2 separate regions of the Homo sapiens genome follow, and region 2 is linked to region 1. The links are chromatin loops, found by intact Hi-C in ENCODE. Cell type or tissue: OCI-LY7. All regions are shown on one strand. Each heading gives the region's core, and the rest is flanking DNA. Links, peaks and the distances in the headings are about the cores only.

Region 1 (9,482 bases), core at 3,485-5,984:
TTGCAAGGAAGGAGACAGAAACAGTCTGAAAAGCAGCTGTAGTGGCACAGAAGTAGTGGGGACACTCAGCATGGGAGCAGACACAGTCCTGTCCCTCAGTCGGCCTGTTTTTGCAATTTTGTCAGTGTGGCCACACAGTATTTATTTATAGCCTGATTTTAGCTGCAGCCGAGTGTTCAGATGCACGCTGCTGTAGGAGTGAGGCAGGGCGGACCAGCCACAGAGGGAGGGAAGGGATAATGTGATTTCTGTGATACACACAGATGATAAAGAGCATCACACCTTGGCAGGAAGTTTGTAAATGAGCCTCAGAGTGGGACCTGTCAGTGAGACAAGGTTGAATCTGAGAATACCAGCTGTCTGAGCGGAGAGGGCACTGGCCTAGCACTGAGTCTAAGGCGCTGGGAAGCCCAGAGAAGGAAGGGTCCTCCCCCTGCCCCCAGTTTGTCGTGGCTCCACTCCCAGCAGGTGGCCAAATTATTGCAAGAAATGTCTGTCTGTATCCTCTGCACAGGGCTGACAAGTGGGGTACTGGCTGAGGACGTGTTCATAGAATAAATGAATGGACAGTGAATGTCTCCATGGTCCATCTCCCTTCCTGAACCCATTTTTTACTTCATTTCACTTTTTTTTTTTTTTGAGAAAGAATCTTACTCTGTCACCCAGGCTGGAGGGCAGTGGCACAATCTCAGCTCACTGCAACCTCCGCCTCCTGGGGTCAGGTGATTCTCCTGTCTCAGCCTCCCGAGTAGCTGGGATTACAGACGTGCGCCGCCACGTCTGTCTAATTTTTGTATTTTTAGTACAGATGAGATTTCACCATGTTGGCCTGGCTGGTCTCGAACTCCTGACCTCAGATGATCCACCCGCCTCAGCCTTCCAAAGTGCTGGGATTACAGGCGTGAGCCGCCGCGCCCAGCACTACATTTCACTTTTGTTATATTCTGCAAATATTTGGTGAGTAGGGCTGTCTACTAGGTGGTCCACGCTGGACCCCTGAGCTTCTTCACCCTGCAACATCTAATCAGATGAATGAAACTGTCTTGACCTGAAGGAAGCCATAGTTCAGTGCCGGGGCTGGAGGAATAACTGGGTCAGGCAAGGAGTGCTCTGAGAGGAGCAGTATCTCAACTGTGCCATCCTCTCCCAGGTCCCCCATCCCCCGCAACCTGTATGTCTATCCAATGGCCTTTGCAAAGATGTCATTAGATATTGTTTTAAGAGGGAAAATCTAGTTCTGGACCAGATTCTATTGAGATCCACATCCTATTCCTTTTAGGGTAGTTAAAAGGAAAAGTAAGGACCTGGGGAGGCTGGGTCACATGCACTGCAGTGACTGTCACCCACCCTTTGGGTGGGAACCACCAAGGGGGTATGGGGACAATAGGCCTGAACTTTCCCCTTGACATGTGGGTGTATCTCTCCTTTGAGGCTGGGCTCTGGCTCTATCTAGAAACCCCTGTGCCACACTGGGAGGAGCTGAGCCTCCCCAAGCCCATTTAACAGGTGACAGCACCGCTGCCGAGTGGGGCAGTGACTCACCAGCTTCACACAGTGGGACCAGCTGGGCTGGTCTGCCCCTTCCCTATGTGGCACTCAGCCACTGGTGCCTTTTCCCTTCCCAGTTCTGAGATGCTGAGGTGCCCATTTATGAGGCTACAGAGAAGGGGACTGAGGGGCCCTACTCTGATCTGTCATAAAGCTGCCTGTCCCTACCCCCAGACCTGTCTACCATGGCCCAGGGGCATCAGGAGAGCCTGACATTTGCTGGGCACCTGTTCCATCCTGGGCATTTAAAGAGAGATATATATATATATATACACACACACACACACACACACACACATACACACACACACTTTCTAAAGAAACAAAATCAACTAATATAAGATCCTAAAAGGAAAGTGGGGAAATGGAGAAAAATAGGAAAAGAAGAAGCACCTTTAGTCTCATCACACAACTGCTAATATTATGCTGTGTTTGCATAAGATTGCCTTACATAGGTGCAAGCATATTGTGTACATAATTTTGTATTTTCCCTTTCTTTTACAAATTTTTTATTTTTGCAGAGATGAGGTCTCCCTGTGTTGCCCAGGCTGGTCTCAAACTCTTGGGCTCAAGCAATCCTCCTGCCTTGGCTTCCAGAGTGCTGGGATTACAGGCGTGAGCCACCATGCACGGCCCTCCCTCCTTTTTTTTTCTAGTATTTTAAATTTTATTTTAAATTGTAGCGAAATACACATAAAATGTACCATCTTAACCATTTTTGTGGTGTATGGTTCAGTAGCGCTAGGTTTGTTCACACTTTGCCACCCTCCCCTTTTTTTAGCGTAACTCACTCCATCGGGAACACCTGTGGGTGTGGACATGGGTTCCTCATTTTCAGCAACACCACTGTTCATGGCTGCACAGTTCTCTAGCTTGTGAATTTGGTGACCATGCTGTGATTTTTTTTGCCCAGTCCTCCACTGCTGAACATTTAGGTTACTGCCAATTATTTATTATTCTGGACAGTGACACCATGGGTAGATCTTTGACTATAAAGGTTTTTCACTTGGGGATTATTTCTTTGGGCAGAGGAGGCTAATGGCTATTTTCCAGGGAAGGAGGCATTTCTGGGTGAAAGAGTGGGGCCAGTTCTCCAGCCATGGGTACTAGCAGTCACTTTGGGATCCCCCATAGTCCTCTGGTTGGGCAGGAGCTTTTTCACACAGGAAGGAGGGACCCCAGAATGGCCTGGAAGGGTCAGGGCCTGTGGATGGGGCCCTGCTGGAAACCAGAGCCTGCACTGACTTTGTGGAAGGCCTTGCAGCCCAGCAAACTGCTGTGGCTTTGAGGGCCAAGGAGGCCAGTGGCTGAGGAGTGGCCCTGGTGCACTCAGAGCTTGCAGACAGTGCAGGAGGTGGGAGAGAGAGGCCCTGGCCATCCTGCCTTTGCTGCCACCAAGTACCTTCCCGGCACCTGCCTGGCTGCATCTGTCAGAAGCAGTGAGGACGGAGGCTCTCCCTTTCCTGATTGGGAAAGCTCTTTAAGACCTGGTGTTCCCTGTAAAAAGCAGAGAGCCTGGCAGTGCACCTGGTCGGCAACCCGTTGTGAAAAGTGGGGAAATAAGCATTTATACTGGCGCAGGCTTGTAGTATTAACAACAAAAATCTGTGGACGGATGCACAGGGAGCTAATTAAAGTGGTTGCCTGTTGGGAGAATGAGAGAAAGGAGATGGATGAGGGATGAGGCTGAGCGGCTGTGAACGTTTTCAGGATTGATGTTTTTATACTGTTTGATTTTTGAACCATATGAATGTATTAATTATTCAAAAATTAAATCAAACAATTAAAAATGAAAAAGAGGACATTTATTTCAAGTCCCATGAAGAATTTTTCCCTGAATCCCAGCTACTTACATCATCCCCTGAGGAGCAGCAATGCTGCCATTTGCTGAGTGCCTGTTCCATGCCAGGCATGCTGCCATTCAGTCCACATGCCCCCAAACGCATTGTCAGTGTCTTCCTGACTCTGTGATGGGACCTAAGGCACGGCAGGTCTAGGCCCAGACGAGGGTCACCTGTGCAGGGTAGAGCAGGGACTCCCACCTAGGTCTGTCGAACTCTATTGCCCTCTGCCCTGAATTCTAGAGAGTTTGTTCTTGCTTCTACTTTAATTTGTGTAGGATGAAAGGATGCTTCCCTACATGTTAACACTGGTGTCTATGGATTTGGAAGTAGGATTCTCTCCATCCCCCATCTAATTTTCTGCAAGTCAATACAGAGTACCTTTGTCATTAAAAAGAAAATATTTAAAAAGAAAACTAAGCAATTCCTGCTTTCAAGAATGAGTTGGTGTTTCTAGGCCAAATTTGTGGTTTGCTAGCATGCCCTTTTCCACATGCTCGGTGCATATTTTGTGGTACGTGGGCCTCTGGGGACCAAGAACTTCGTTCATCTGTGCCCATTCCACAGGACGTGGCCGGCTGCTCAGGTGTTAGAAGATTGCAGAGGTTTGTGGTCATGCTTGCTTTGCTTTTGCGATGCCTGCAGATGGTCACTGCCAGGATTTGCTGGCTGCAGGGTTCTGGGTCGATTTGGTGTTCTGAATTCAATTTTATTCTTGATAAAAAACAAGATCTGCTTCTTGATGACCCACTTTGTGCTCCAGTCCCCTGGAACCCACATGCTTTTCCTGGCTGCTCCTGACATCTACACAGAACTAGGGCAGCCCCTGGGATGGAGAAGGAGGGCCTTGCTTTGGGCTTTGAAGGGTGGGTGAGGATTTGAGACATGTCAGGAGGACAAACGGCACTCAAGGTGGGAGGTACGGCATGGGCAAAGGTGTGGAAGGGGGTTTGGAAGACAGTTTTCTGGCCCAGAGCATTGTGCAAGGTGACTGGTAGGAAGGGAAGGCACGAGCTGGATTGTGAAAGGTCTCTGCCCTAAGTGGTGGCAGAGATACTTTCTTCTGCCTCTCTGCACCCTCTCTGGTGGTGGCTGTTTCCTCTCATGCAAAAGAGGACAGAGGCTGCGGGCTGTGAGTGGGATGCCCTTCCTCCTCACCCAGAGCCTGGCTGACGCTGCAAACCACATGATGGAGGGAACTTTGGGTGGAAACCAAGACTGCCTCTGCTTCCAGCTAGAGAGCATGATGCCCTGGGCCCTGGGCTGCCCACACCAGGACTCTCCTCTGGGTTGGCTCTGGAAGGTTCCTCCCTCACAGACTCAGTCATGCTCCATCCTCCAGGCTTAGAAGGAAATCGGCTTCTTGGGAGGCCGAGGCGGGTGGATCATCTGAGGTCAGGGGTTCGAGACCAGCCTGGCCACCATGGTGAAACCCTGTCTCTACTAAAACTACAAAAAAATTAGCGGGGCATGGTGGCGCATGCCTGTAATCCCAGCTACTCAGGAGGCTGAGGCAGGAGAATCGCTTGAACCCAGGAGGTGGAGGTTGCAGTGAGCTGAGGTTTCACAATTGCACTCCAGCCTGGGCAAAAGAACGAAACTCCGTCTCAAAAAAAAAAAAAGAAGAAGAAGGAAGCGGGCTTCTTTGAAGCCTCACCCAACCCTCACCCACACTTGCTAGGTGGCCTTGGAGAATCATTTTCCCTTTCTGAACCTCAGTTTCCTCATCTGCAGGATGTCAGGGTCGTCATCACTTAAGATAAGGGCTTTGAGGTTGGGGCGGCTCAGGGCAGTGCTAAGGGACCACCTCCTGCTCACCACAGTGGAGTAGCAGACCAGGAACAGTTCCCAGGGGACCCAGATTTATAATTGGATATGCACCCATAGGGTGAGCCTTATACATAGATCTTGCTGTTTCAGAATGCCTCCTCCAATCATGTTCACCATTGCATGTTATACTCCACCATTAGAGAATCATTCCTTTGGTTTCAAGTAACAAGATGATCTATGTTATCTCACTTAATTCCAACAATAGTCCTGTGAGGTCAGTATTCTTATTCCTGTTTTACAGAGAGGAAACTGAGCCTCTTGGAAGGAATGTGGGCCTGGGGGATGCCACACAGATGGATCGGACTGGGCTGGGCCTGGATGCCACCTTCCCAGGTCTGGGTCAGAGAGCCCTTTGCAGTTAATGGGAGGGTGTGTTGGTTTGCTGAGGCCTGGCACACTGAGCAATGGGTGATGGAACAGGCAGGAGAGCGACAGCTCCTTCCACTGGTGTTGACAGGCCACCCACCATTGGGCAACAGGAAGTGCCAGCTGGAGCCCTGGAGACCAGCAGCCAGTGTGGGGATGTGGTGGCCAGATGGAACTCAGGGCTTCCCAGCTGTGGAAACAGGAACGGGAAACAGCCACACTGGGGAGGAAGTCAGGGGGTGATGGGCTGAGGCAAGAGCATGCCTGCGTGGCTAGAGAGAGTGACCAAGGTGGAGAGTAGTTGGAGATAAGGTAAGAAATAGAACAGTGGCCAGGCGTGGTGGCTCACACCTGTAATCCCAGCACTTTGGGAGGCTGAGGTGGGAAGATCACTTGAACCCAGGAGTTCAAGACCAGTCTGGGCAACATGGTGAAACCACTTCTTAAAAAAAAAAAAAAGTACAAAAATTAGCTGTACCTGGTGGTGCACACCTGTAGTCTCAGCTACTTGGGAAGCTGGAGTGGAAGGGTCACTTGAGCCCAGGAGTTGGAAACTGTAGTGACTGTATGATCGCACCACTGCACTCCAGCCTGGGCAACAGAGCAAGACTGTCTCAAAACAAACAAACAAACAAACAAAAAAAACAAAGAAAGAAAAGAGAAGCAGAGAGCCAGATCTTGTAGGACTGTCATTCTAAAAAATCCCAATGCCCAGGCCACACCCCAGGTCAATTACACCCCGATTTCTGAGGGTAGGACCTGGACATCAGTATTTTTCAAAGTTCCCCAGTGCCTCCATGTGGAACTTTAGCTTGAGAGGCATCAACATAGATAATTGTGGTAATTAATTACCATTGCTGGCCAAGCATGGTGGCTCATGCCTATAATCCCAGCAGTTTGGGAGGCCAAGGTGGGCAGATCACCTGAGGTCGGGAGTTCAAGACCAGCCTGGCCAACATGGTGAAACCCTGTCTCTACTAAAAATACAAAAAATGTAGCCAGGTATGGTGGTGCATGCCTGTAATCCCAGCTACTTGAGAGGCAGAGGCAGGAGAATTGCTTGAACCTGGGAGGCAGAGGTTGCAGTGAGCCAAGATTGTGCCACTGCACTCCAGCCTGGGCAACAAGAGCAAACACTCAATATCAAAACAAAACAAAACAAAAATTACCATTGCTGACAATAGGCATACATCTGGTTTTTACCATTTTCCTGACCTCATTTGACTCACCTGAGTGAGCAGAGGTTAGAAGTTTTGGGGGTGGTGGTAATTATATGTAACATAAAATTGACCATTTTAACAATTTTTAAGTATATGATTCAGAGGCATTAAGAACATTCACTATTTCCTGAACTGCTTCATCATCCTGAACAGAAATTGTACCCATCAAACAATAACTCCCCACCCCTTCACCGCATACCTTGTTCTACCTCGATTCTACTTTCTAGCTCTATGGATTTGCCTATTCTAGGCATCTCCTGTAAGTAGAATCAGATAATATTTGTCCTTTTGTGTCTGGCTTATTTCAGTTAGCATAATGTCTTCAAGGCTCATCCATGTCATAGCATATGTCAGAATTTTCTTCCTCTTTATGACAAAATACTATTCCATTCTACGTATATACTTTATTTTGTATATCCATTGATCCATTGATGACCACTGGGCTGTTTCTTTGAGCTACTGTGAATAATGCTGCCATGAACATTGGTGTACAAGTACCTGTTTGAAACCCTGCTTTCAATTCTTTTAGATTATACCTAGGAGTGGAATTGCTGGATCATATGGTAATCCTATGTTTAACTTTTTGAGTAACCGCCAAACAGTTTTACATTCCCATCAGCAATGCAAAAGGGATCCAATTGCTCCATATCTTTGCCAACTCTTGTTAATTTCTGTTTTTTTTTTAAATCATAGCCACCTTAGGAGGCATGAAGTAATATCTCATCGTAGTTTTGATTTGCATTTCTCTAATAATTAATGATGTTGAGCATCTTTTCATGTGTTTATTGGCCATTTGTGTACCTTCTTTGGAGAAAGTCTATTTAAGACCTTTGCCCACTTTTGAATTGGTTGTCTTTTTATTGTTGAGTTGAAGGAGTTCTTTATATTTTCTAGATACTCATCCTTTATCAGATATATGATTTGTAAATATTTTCTCCCACTCTGGAGTGTCTTTTCACTGTTTTGATATACAAAAGTTTTTCATTTTGATGAATTCAATGTGTCTACTCTTTGTTTTGTTGCCTATGATTTTAATATCATATCAGAGAAATAATTGCCAAATTAAATATCATGAAGCTTTCCCTATGTTTTCCTTTTAAAATTTTGTAGCTTTAGGTCTTACATCTAGGTGTTCACTTCATCTTGAGTTAATTTTTGCATATGGTATAAAGTAAGGGTCCAGCTTAATTCTTTTGCATGTGGATATCCAGTTTTCCCAGCGCCATTTGTTGAAGTCTGTCCTTTTCTCATAGAATGGTCTTGGCACCCTTGTCAAAAATCAATTGACCATATATGTTAGGGCTTATTTCTGAGCTCACTATTTCCATTCTATTGGTTATATGTCTGTCCTTATGACACTACCGCACTACTTCAATTACTGTAGCTTTGTAGTAAGCTTTGAAATCAAGAAGTGTGAGTCCTCCAAACTTATTCTTCTTTTTCAAGATTGTTTTGGCTCTTTGGGGGCCCGAGTAGAGCTGCTTTTGTTGTTCCCTTTTTATAGGTGAGGAGACTGAGGCCTGGACCCTCCTGAGTTTGCCCAGCCTGGACTGGCCACGAGTCCGTGACAAACTCCTCATCATACTCTCACCCTGGGCATGTGTAGGGAGACACTTGCTTTAGAGGGCCCCTGGGTTGTGGGCTCCTCCCTGCGATTGCTCTGCCTTACAGCTCCCCAAGAAGGTCCATCTATGACATCTCGGCTTCCTTGAGGCCCCACCTGCTCTCACTCTTCTTCAAGGAGGGTCTGGAGGGAAGGCCTGGAGGCTGGGTCACCAACTTCCTCAGTGGATCAAGATAAGACCCTGCAAGGAATTAATGTCTGTCCCGGCCTCAGCTTGCCTGGATAAAAATCAGACTTCTGGCCCTGTGCAGTGGCTCATGCCTGTAATTCCAGCACTCTGGAAAGCTGAGGCAGGTGGATTGCTCGAGCCCAGGAGTTCAAGACTAGCCTAGGAAGCATGGCAAAACCCAATCTCTACAAAAAATACAAAAATTAGCTGGGGCGTGGTGGTGCACACCTGTGGTCCCAGCTACCTGGGGGGCTGAGGTGGGAGGATCACTTGAGCCCAGGAGGTCGAGGTTGCAGTGAGCTGTAATCATGCCACTGCACTCCAGCCTGGGCAACAGAACACTTTTTTTTTTTTTTTGAGATGGACTCTCGCTCTGCTGCCCAAGCTGGAGTGCAGTGGCACAATCTCAGCTCACTGCAAGCTCCGCCTCCTGGGTTCACGCCATTCTCCTGCCTCAGCCTCCCGAGTAGCTGGGACTACAGGCACCCACCACCATGCCCAGCTAATTTTTTTGTATTTTTAGTAGAGACGGGGTTTCACTGGTTAGCCAGGATGGTCTCGATCTCCTGACCTCGTGATCTGCCCGTCTAGGCCTCCCAAAGTGCTGGGATTACAAGTGTGAGCCACCGCGCCCGACTGGCAATAGAACACTTTGAGGACTGCAGTCACTGAAGCAGAAGGGATTCCCTTCTTGGTCACCTCCTGAACAATTGCCCATTGACCTGGACCAGCTCTGAGCCCACTCTCCTAGGCATCAGGACATCAGACTACAGGTGGTAGGAAGACCCAGAACAGCTGAGGATGGTTCAGGCAAGCAGAGCTGGGGGTGGAGGGCGGGAGATCAGCACAGAAGTCTGGATCAGTGTCCCTGGAGCTGCAGTGAA
Region 2 (9,482 bases), core at 3,963-6,462, 540 kb after region 1:
TCCAGGCCTAGGAATCAGCATCATCCATTTGTACCTCTCTGAAGCCCAGTGGACACCTTTGGGTGCTGCTACATGGTTCGAGAGGGCCCCTCTTTATCAGGACTCAGAGATCAAGATCAGGGCTTAGGCTCAGGTGGGGAGCAGGGTTCAGTCTGTAACTAGCATTGGGGTTCAGTCTAAAACTAAGATCAGAACTTCAACTCAGGCCAGGATCAAGGATCAGTCTGTAACCAAGGTCAGGGCTCAGGCTCAGGATGGAATCAAGGTTCATTCCATTAACAAAAACAGGGCTCAGATTTCATCATCATAGAAGTCAATTCATATCTCAGAGCCTCGGTTTCTTCTCCATTCAAATGTGGAACTAGGTATTGCCCTGCTTGCTTCACAAGGCTTTTTAGAGGAATGAATGAAAACAAGAGTATTGGGCCGGGCACAGTGGCTCATGCCTGTAATCCTAGCACTTTGGAAGGCCGAGGCAGGTGGATTGCCTGTGCTCAGGAGTTCGACGCCAGCCTGGGCAACATGGTGAAACCCCGTCTCTGCTAAAAATAGAAACATTAGTCAGGTGTGATGGCACGCGCCTATAATCCCAGCTACTAGGGAAGCTGAGGCAGGAGAATCGCTTGAACCTGGGAGGCGGAGGTTGCGGTGAGCCGAGATCGCGCCATTGCACTCCAGCCTGGGTGACAGAGTGAGACTCTTTGACTCAAAAAAAAAAAAAAGAGTATCTTTCTTTTCTATAACAACTTACACTTTATAAATTGCTTGCACATACTTTATCTTGTTTGGTCCTCATGATAACCACCATTTTAAAGACAATAATACAGGCTCAGAGAGGTTAGGAAGCTTATTCAAGGCCGCACAGCCTGTAGACACAGGCAGGAAGTAGGGGCTGGGCCCAGCTGGTCCTGACTCCAAGCAGTTCCTAGAATACTGCAACGCAAAGAAGCAGTGACTGAGACTGCACTTGTCCACCCAGGAGTCATGTTCCCCTTTTTCTTTCTTTCCTTTCTTTCTTTCTTTCTTTCTTTCTTTCTTTCTTTCTTTCTTTCTTTCTTTCTTTCTTTCTTTCTTTCTTTCTTTCCTTCTTTCTCTTTCTTTCTCTCTTTCTTTCTCTTTCTTTCTCTTTCTTTCTTTCTTTCTTTCTTTCTTTCTTTCTTTCTTTCTTTCTTTCTTTCTTTCTTTCCTTCCTTCCTTCCTTCCTTCCTTCCTTCCTTCCTTTCTTTCTTTCTTTTCTGTCTTTCTTTCTTTCCTGTCTTTCTTTCTTTCTTTTTTTTTTTTTTTTGAGACAGAGTCTTGCCCTGTTGCCCAAGCTAGAGTGCAGTGGCGCGATCTAGGTTCACTGCAACCTCCATCTCCCAGGTTCAAGCTATTCTCCTGCCTCAGCCTCCTGAGTAGCTGGGATTACAGGCACTTGCCACCACGCCTGGCTAATTTTTTGTATTTTTAGTAGAGATGGGGTTTCACCATGTTAGCCAGGATGCTCTCCATCTCCTGACCTCATGATCGGTCCGCCTTGGCCTCCCAAAGTGCTGGGATTACAGGCTTGAGCCACCGCGCCCGGCCATGTTCCCATTTTTCTATGGTAACAGAACCCTTATTCTATTCTGGGGAGCAAGGTGTCCACCTAAAAGACTACATTTCCCAGCGACCCCTGCAGCCAGGGGTGGCCAATGAGATATGAGCAAGAGAATTGTTGGGCGAGGCTCCAGGGAAAGTTCTGGAAAAGGGAGACAGGTAGAGAGCATGGGTTTTCCCCCTTTCCTCTTTCTTCTTGCCTGGAATACAGATAGGATGGAGCCCAGCTGCCACTATGAACCATGAGGTGACACTGAAGATAGACAGCAGTGCTGAGGATGATTAGCCTGGAGAGAGAAGGTATTTCAGACATTGAAGGCATGGTGAAGCCACCATCCCGACCCTGGGCTGCTGACCTCTGTACAGGGGAGAGTAAAAGACACTACTAGTTTGTTTAGGCCACTATGGCTGGATCTCTGTTATCAGGAGGCAAAGGTAACTTCTGATTCAAAGGTGCTACCCTGAGAAAAAGTATGCTCACATAAGCTTGGGAAATAGCAAGTTAAACAGAATCTTTCTTGCAGGACTTCCCAAAGCCTTTAAATGCTAAACAGTTTTGGGAATCACCAAGTGGGGGAGGTACTACACCATATTTCCAGAGCTCACTTGTCATGGCACACTGTGTGTGTGTGTGTGTGCGCGCGTGTGTGTGTGTGTGTGTTTGTGTGTGTGTAGAGAGAGAGGGAGCAGGAGAGACTAGGGGTCTAGTGCTGGGAGACCACCTCCTGATGTCTGATGGGAGCTGGAAAGTGCTTTGCTCAATGCCCTCATTATTAAAACAATTGAAGACACTGACTCCTTTTTCGACTTTCTTAAGCTTCAACTAGCATTCATGATTTCAGTTCCTAAGTGTCTAAGGGATGTAGGGCCAAGCAGGGGAGGGCTAATTTGGGGACAAAGCTAGGAGAGCTGTTTGGGGTAAGAGAGTCTCCTTGTAGCTGCTGGAGCCTTTGTGGACTGGGGTTTGGCTCACAGGCGTGGGGGCTGCTACAGGGAGAAGATGACCCTGGCCACCCTTCACATCATATATAGGGCATTAGCAGCCCTGTTCCTCCCCTCTCCCCAACCTCAATAAAAGAGGGAAATAGAGGCATGGAGAATGAAAGGGGCTAGGCCAGCCAGGTCCACAGAAAGAGTGGGTGGCAGAATGGGGTCTGGAGCCAGCTGCCCATACTCCCTGCCCTTCCCCAACCTACCCCCTGCCCTCAGCTTTCTGGAAGGCTCTGGCTGAGTCATATGCCTGACACCCAGTTTCTGCCTCTGCTGCAGTGGCCGCCTTTCAGTCCTCTGTGGGGGTCCCATTGCAGGCTGTAAGATCTTGACATGCCCTTTCAATGCCATTTTAAGAGACTCAGAACACAATAGCAGTAATAGAGGCACCTGCTGCCTGGCTTGGTAATTATTACATCCCTGTGGGGGGAACTGTTGACTGCCTGGCAAAGGGGTGAAGTCTCCCCTCATTTCTTAAATAGGAGTCCTCCTTGAAGACCGTGGGCACAGCTGAGGGTGGTTAGTCACCAGTCTGTGCCCAGGAGGGAGTCAGGGAGCACCAGTGTGGCAGCCAGGTAGAGGAAATGGGGGTAGAGGGAGTCGGGGTAGGCGGTGGGGGGATGTGGTGTCCAGAATCCCAGACTGAGGATGGAGGGCTTGAGGCTCTTTTCCCCTGTTCTGTGTGGCTAAGTCCAGTTCATTCCCCAGACCTCAGTCTCTCTCTCTGTGCAATGGGAAATTGGATCAGGCCTCTAAGAATTTGTCCAGTGCGTAATTCTAAGGTTCTGCTTTTTAAGGAGATCGTAGGGAACTGAGGACAGAACAGAAAGGTGGGAACTCCTTGAGGGCAGGAAACTGGCTTGTTTCCTCTCTCAGACCCTGGCATGGTTGGGTGGAAGACCCCATCCCAGACAGAGCAGGAGGTATGGTGGTGTCCTAAGAGGGAGGGAGGAGCCAGGACAGGAGGAGAAAAGGAGGGGAGAGGAGTGGGGGAAACAGAAGCGTGAGGCCCCATCTGAAGAAAACCCAATATCAAAACTTTAACAAGAGCTTCGTAACCAAGAAATGGGCCTTTGACTTAGGAGGTGAAGGCTCATTTAAATGGCAAATTTCCCTTGTGCCTGCAAGGGCTTGTTTATAGAATGTGGAACTGAGAGTGCAGGTGGTCCCACACAGAAAACTGGAAGCTTTTCTTTTTAAACTCCCTGAAGATTCATCTGCAATGCAGATGAAGCATCTTAGAAACAAGAATGAAAACAGCGTTTGATTTTTACAAAAGCCAATTCAGAGGCTCACTTCCTGTCCAGCCCAGCGTGCCAGCATCTGTGTGTGAGACCACTGTCCCCAGCCGGGTGGGGGCCTGCACGGGTCTTGCCAAGGTCAAATGGGTGTGCACACATGACTACACGTGAATTCACTGCACATGTGTGTACACACACACATTTACTCGGATCCTCAGCAGAGTTATTTTGGATTTGGTCTTCGTGGAAGGTCCAGTCTGTGCCTAGATGTGGATTCAGAAAATTCATAGACTCTGCACAGCTACTGGTCACTAATAAGAGCCTGGAGCTGGGGATACCATGATGATCAAGAGATAACCTCTAAAAGAACTCACAGACCAGCTGGGGAGACAGGTGAATAAACACCTGGAGAACAGAGCATTATGGGAGCATCTGGCCCAGGCTTGGGAGGTCAGGGAAGGCTTCCTGGAAGAGGTGTTATGTTGGAGCTGCATACTATCCAATATGGTAGCCACTAGCCACAGGTGGCCATTTACATTTAAATAAAAAACAAATAAACAATTCAGTTCCTCAGTCATACTGGCCACATTTCAATTGGCTAGTGGACAGCATGTCGAATAGTGCAGAAATGGAACATTTCCATTGTCCAGAAAAGTCTACTGGATGGCGCTGTGAGGAGGAACAGACCCTCTCCAGGTGAGGGCCATGAGAGGTGTTCCAATTCTAGGGAGCAGCTTGTGCAAACACCTGGAAGTGGATGGCAGCATGCCCAGGGGACTGGAGCCCTGAGCACAGGTGTGAGGAGGAGGGAAACAGTGACAAGCGAAGCTAGAGAGAGTGGAAGAATTCAAATGGCAGTTAAAGGCTCTGCTTGTGTTGGCAAGGAGCTGGGATTTTGTCCTGAACATTTGGGGAGCCTTTGGAAGGGTTTCAGCTGGGAGTGGCAAGGTCAAGGTCGGGTTTCATGTTAGAAAAGCTTGCTTGGAGAAGGGACTCCGCAGGGAAGGGGCAATTGCCAGCAGCCAGGTGAGAGCCAGGTGAGAGCCAGGTGAGAGGAGGGACCTGACCTGGGAGTTTAGCTGGGAGGGCCTGGAGATGAAGTGCCTGTGTAGGGGGCACTAGAGAGAGGGGCTTCTGGCTTCAGTGCCAGGGTGGCTGGGGCTGCCCTTTGGGCTCAGGCTGTGCTGAGTGCAAGGGAAGAGGGAGACCTCTGCACCTGGCAGGTAGGTGAGGGCACCTGATCCTTTAGGAAAAGTTTAGGCTGAAACCACTGACTGGGTGATCATCAGTGAATAGATAGGGGTGCAGGTCCTGCAAGGGGCTGAGGTCTCAGGAGAGTCCTCCGTAAGACAGTACTGGAGCCCTGGGAAGCACAGATGAGTCAGTGGCCAAGAGAGCAGAAGGAGCTGGGTAGGCCAGATTTCTGGAGAAGAGTGAGGGAGGCCAGATGTTCCCTGGACGCGTCATGGCTGTGGTTGTGATTCCGTCCCCTGAGGTGTGGGAGCTATAGCTTTCAATCCAGGCAAGTTTCCTGCAGGGGACAGTGTCTTGGTACTGAGGGGCAGGGCTGGGAAAGGAAGGGAATGGGGGCGGCTTTCATCACAGCCATGGTGAGGAGCCACAAGGCAGCTTGCACTTTGAAGATGGCTCCAACAATCTCCCCTATCCCGCAGGCCCTTCTACAGTGAATTGACTGTAGGGGGTGCTAGAGACAGGGTCTTCTGGCCTTTCTGGCCCCTCATCTCCTGAAGATGTACGCCTGTGCTCCCCCTCTTAAAACATGGGCGGGGCCGGGCGCGGTGGCTCACGCCTGTAACCCCAGCACTTTGGGAGGCCAAGGTGGGTGGATCACGAGGTCAGGAGATCGAGACCATCTTGCCTAACACATGGTGAAACCCCGTCTCTACTAAAAATACGAAAAATTAGCCGGGCGTGGTGGCGGGCGCCTGTAGTCCCAGCTACTCGGGAGGCTGAGGCAGGAGAATGGCGTGAACCCAGGAGGCAGAGCTTGCAGTGAGCCAAGATCGAGTCACTGCACTCCAGCCTGGGCAACAGAGCGAGACTCCGTCTCAAAAACAAAAAACAAAAACACGTGGGTGGGCTTGTGACTGCTTCGACCAATAGAGTATGGCAGAAGTGGCACTCTGGGGCTTCCAAGAGTGTCATAAAATGCAACACAGCTTCTACCTTACGTGCTGAGACGCTCACCCTTGGATCCCTGAGCCACCAGGTAAGATGTCCTCCTAGGACAGAGGCTGCTATGCCATGAGGAAGCCCGGGCCTGATGAATGGGTCCATGCAGGTGTTCTGGGGGACAGCCCCAGCCTAGCTCCCAGCCCACAGTCAGCATCCACCACGTGTTCACGCGTGAGTGAAAAGCCTCTGAATGGTTCCAGACCCCAGACATCGAGCCCCCATCAGCCACTGGTGCCTGCTGTGTGAGGCCCCAGATATCACAAAACAGATACAAACCGCCTCTTCTGTGCCCTGTCCGATGCCTGACCCGCAGACTCCATGAACAGAAGAAAATGGTCAGTGTTTTGTGCCACTATATTTTGGGGTGGTTTCTTGCACAACAATGGTAGTTGCAGGCAGAAAGGGAACTGGCTAGGCTGTGGCTGTGTGGCAGGGACAGGGAGCTAACTGGCTGGTGGGATGGAGCCTCAATTGCTCGGGCAAGGGGTGAGTTTTACCCCTGTTGTCAGGTTAGGGGCAGAGGAGGTTGAGGAGGTTGAATGGAGGTTGATGCTAGGAAACCAGGGAGGGGTTGCGGGGACATTTGGGGAGGAGGCTTGAAAATGACACCTAGTTCTGGCCTGGGGGTTACTCCAAGGGCAACATCAGGGAGGTCCTGGTGGGAGCAACAAGAGGTGGGGAGGGCTTTGGAGTCTTACAGGGTATGCTTAGTTCCCAGCACTTTCAATACCCAGCTCTCTCTGAGCCTTGGTTTGCTGGCCTGGAAAAGAGGGGTACAAATCCCCCGCTAAATGCAAGGTGAATGTGACTTCCTTTGATCACGTTTTTCTCCTTTATTTCTTATTGTCTTAACAAGCGCCCCCGCCCCCGACATTGCACGTAGACAACTGCTGATAAACGTGTCCAAGAGCAAGGTTTTTTTGCGCCATTTTATAGACACAGAAAATGAAGCTGAGAGGGGCTGGGGAGTGCCCACGGCCTTAGAGGACTCCAGCCTTCAGTGTGCACTTTTCCTGTTCCTCCCCTGGACTGAGGCAGCAGGAGGGGAGGGCAGGCCAGTGCCCCAGCAGGCCCGGGTGTGGCCCCCAGCGCTGGCTGGATTAAGCATTCCTCCCCAGCCCTGCCCCGGTCCCAGCCTCACAACTGCTTTCGCTCTGGAGTCCTAGACAAATTGTAGCCTGGAGAGCGGCTGTGGGGAGCTTACAAATGTGGCTGGCCCAGCCCTCCCCGCCTTCCTCCCACTCCACATGTCTGCCTCTGAGCCCTGGGGTCAGAATAGCCACTAAGGAGCTCTCACCAGGGCTCCACACACACTTGGGACTCCTGGGGTTCTTGCCAAATGGGTACCCCCGCCCCCAAGCCCTAGGAGCCTTGGATCTGCTGCCTGGACCCCAGCTCCCCTCCTCCTGCCGCCCTCCTCAGCATCTGGTTCCTCCTCAGAATGCAATGCTGTTGCCCCTGGCAACCGAGCTCCAGGCCAGATCCTGGTCCTCCTTCCTCCTCCTTCCCTTCTTTTTCTCCTCCTTCTTCTGCTTCCATATTCCCATCCTTCCTGCCCTCCCCCAGTCTGCCGAGACAGTGCCTGGGGCTGGAAGACTCCCCCCAAATCCGATGCCAGCTAGGCCAGCCAGCCAAGTCCCCTGGCCTTTCTGGTTGCTCGTTGGCTGATGATGACAGTCAGTACTCCCTGCCTGCCCATGGGACTGACTACTGCAGTCTTGGGCACCCCAGCGATGTCCCAGAAGACTCTGAGGCAGGGCTCTCAGGGTACCCCAGGCAAAGAGCCAGGGACTGTAGAGAGACAAGAGACAGCAGCTGAAGAAAATTTCTCCCCATTAGAGCTGTTTGAGGTGGTGAGCTCCCCAAAGCCAAAGGCATGCAAGGAGAGGCCTTTCCAGTGATGATGGTGCTGGCACTGGCATGGCACAGGGCAGTGAGGGGCTGTCTTGGAAGGAAGGTCGATGTGGGCTCGGCCTATGTCTATCCTGGCTGTCTCCTTTTCCCCAACCCCTGAATTCCCAGAACCTTTAGGAACACTTGCTCCCCAACCCCTGCCCTCCCAAGGACTCGTCATTTTTCATCTGGGCTCTAGAGAGGAGGACAGCACTAAGAGGTGGTCCCGGGTCCAGCGACATCAAGCACCATAGGGCAGGTCCAACGCCCAGCACAGCTGTTTAGAGTGGACAGAAACGGGCTCAGCAGGGCAGGCCACATGAACCCTAGCCGCCCTCACGCATCCCTTCCAGAGCCTCCGCTCACACTCCTGGATCCCCCTCCATATCCTAGGCTCCTGTCACCTTCCTGCTCTCCTGCAGGGCCTGTGGGCCAGCCATGCCCAATTCACGACTCATTCAACCGACTCCCACTCCTTCGTGCCCTGCACCAGTTCCTCCCTGTCAGGAATACACTTCTCCACCTTTCATTCTGAGTCAGCTCAGAGGCCCCCTCCTTCAGGAGGCTTCCCTGGACTGCCTGGGCTGTGCCCACTGCCCCGCGGGGCTCCCCACCCCGGGCTTGCCTCCTAGAGCTCTCTCACCCACGGCCTGGTCACCATCTGCACACGGTTTTCCCGAGTGCATCATAAGGACCTTGAGGCAGTGACTCTGTGCCCCACATTTGCTAACAAATACTAATGAGAACATCAGCACAGCCCTGCCTCTCTCTGGGCCTCAGTTTCCCCCATCTGAGGCCCCATGTCTGGGCCTTGGCTTCCCCCAGGATCCCCTTTTGGCTGAGAAGGGTGGCCACGCCCGGGCTGTCAGAACAAGACAGAGGCCAGTCCGGGCAGCTCTGCCCTCCTCATCTCCGGGGGCGTCCCCTCCAGGTTTCAGGAATGAGCCTCAGGAACTGGGGTGTGGGGGCCCGGACGGGGAGGTCCTGGCACTCCCCGAAGCTTTGGTTCTCGTCTGCCAAATGAGGACACTTATCGGGGCTACCCACCCCTCCGGCTGCCGTGAGGCCTTGGAGATGGCAGCCAGACCGGACTTTCCCATCGGATCCGCCAGAACCCAGGCTTCCCAAGGCAGCAGCTCCCGCGCAGCCGCCGCCCGCTTCTGGCAAGCCCAGCCCACGGGCTCAGGGGTCCCTGGGGCTCTGCTGCCCTCCAGTGGCCGGAGGCCCCTGGGCACTTAGAACCCGTGAGCTCCGGATTAATTCCATGGGCTTCCGTCTCCACCTAGGACGGACAGAAATGGTAGCAGGGACTTGTTGAGGTCACTCAGCAAGCCAGGCGCGGTACATGGACCAGGACCTGGGGCTCCAGGGCCCCAGCACTTCCATGCCCAGGGAGGGCTTGTCCTCTCGCAGGAGACCAGCCAGGAGAGGGAGCTGTTCCCCACCTGCCCACGTGTCTCACCTGGGACACCCTCTGTGCTGTAGCCCTTCCCTGCTGGCCACTCTCAATGCTGGCCTAGACTGCCCCCCGCCCGGAGAAGTGTTTCTAGTGCCTGCCCAGGGGTCATCCCCAATACGTGGGCC

What was found. Peaks named below come from ENCODE experiments on the same cell type or tissue, not always from the same donor. Only the 100,000 strongest peaks of a DNase experiment are listed, where the experiment ranks them.
Region 2: a loop joins it to region 1, with 9 times the contacts of the local background. A loop is called at or near these places in 4 of 110 quality-filtered maps.

Annotation. Positions count from the first base shown.
Region 1 is chr15:76,998,658-77,008,139 of GRCh38, forward strand. All of the region lies in intron 1 of PSTPIP1 (proline-serine-threonine phosphatase interacting protein 1), which reads left to right. Among named protein-coding and RNA genes, the nearest start is that of PSTPIP1, 8.3 kb to the left of the region's middle. In OCI-LY7, for the core only: no CTCF peak of the experiment used is centred there; DNase peaks (open chromatin) are centred at 3,964, 4,514, 5,054 and 5,744; H3K4me3 peaks cover 743 bases; H3K27ac peaks cover 1,661 bases.
Region 2 is chr15:77,534,409-77,543,890 of GRCh38, forward strand. No RefSeq gene overlaps it. Among named protein-coding and RNA genes, the nearest start is that of LINGO1, 94 kb to the right of the region's middle. RefSeq lists enhancers at 1-432, 3,821-3,870, 7,095-7,774 and a silencer at 9,278-9,482. In OCI-LY7, for the core only: a CTCF peak has its summit at 5,473 (motif pointing right); no DNase peak of the experiment used is centred there; H3K4me3 peaks cover 649 bases; H3K27ac peaks cover 852 bases.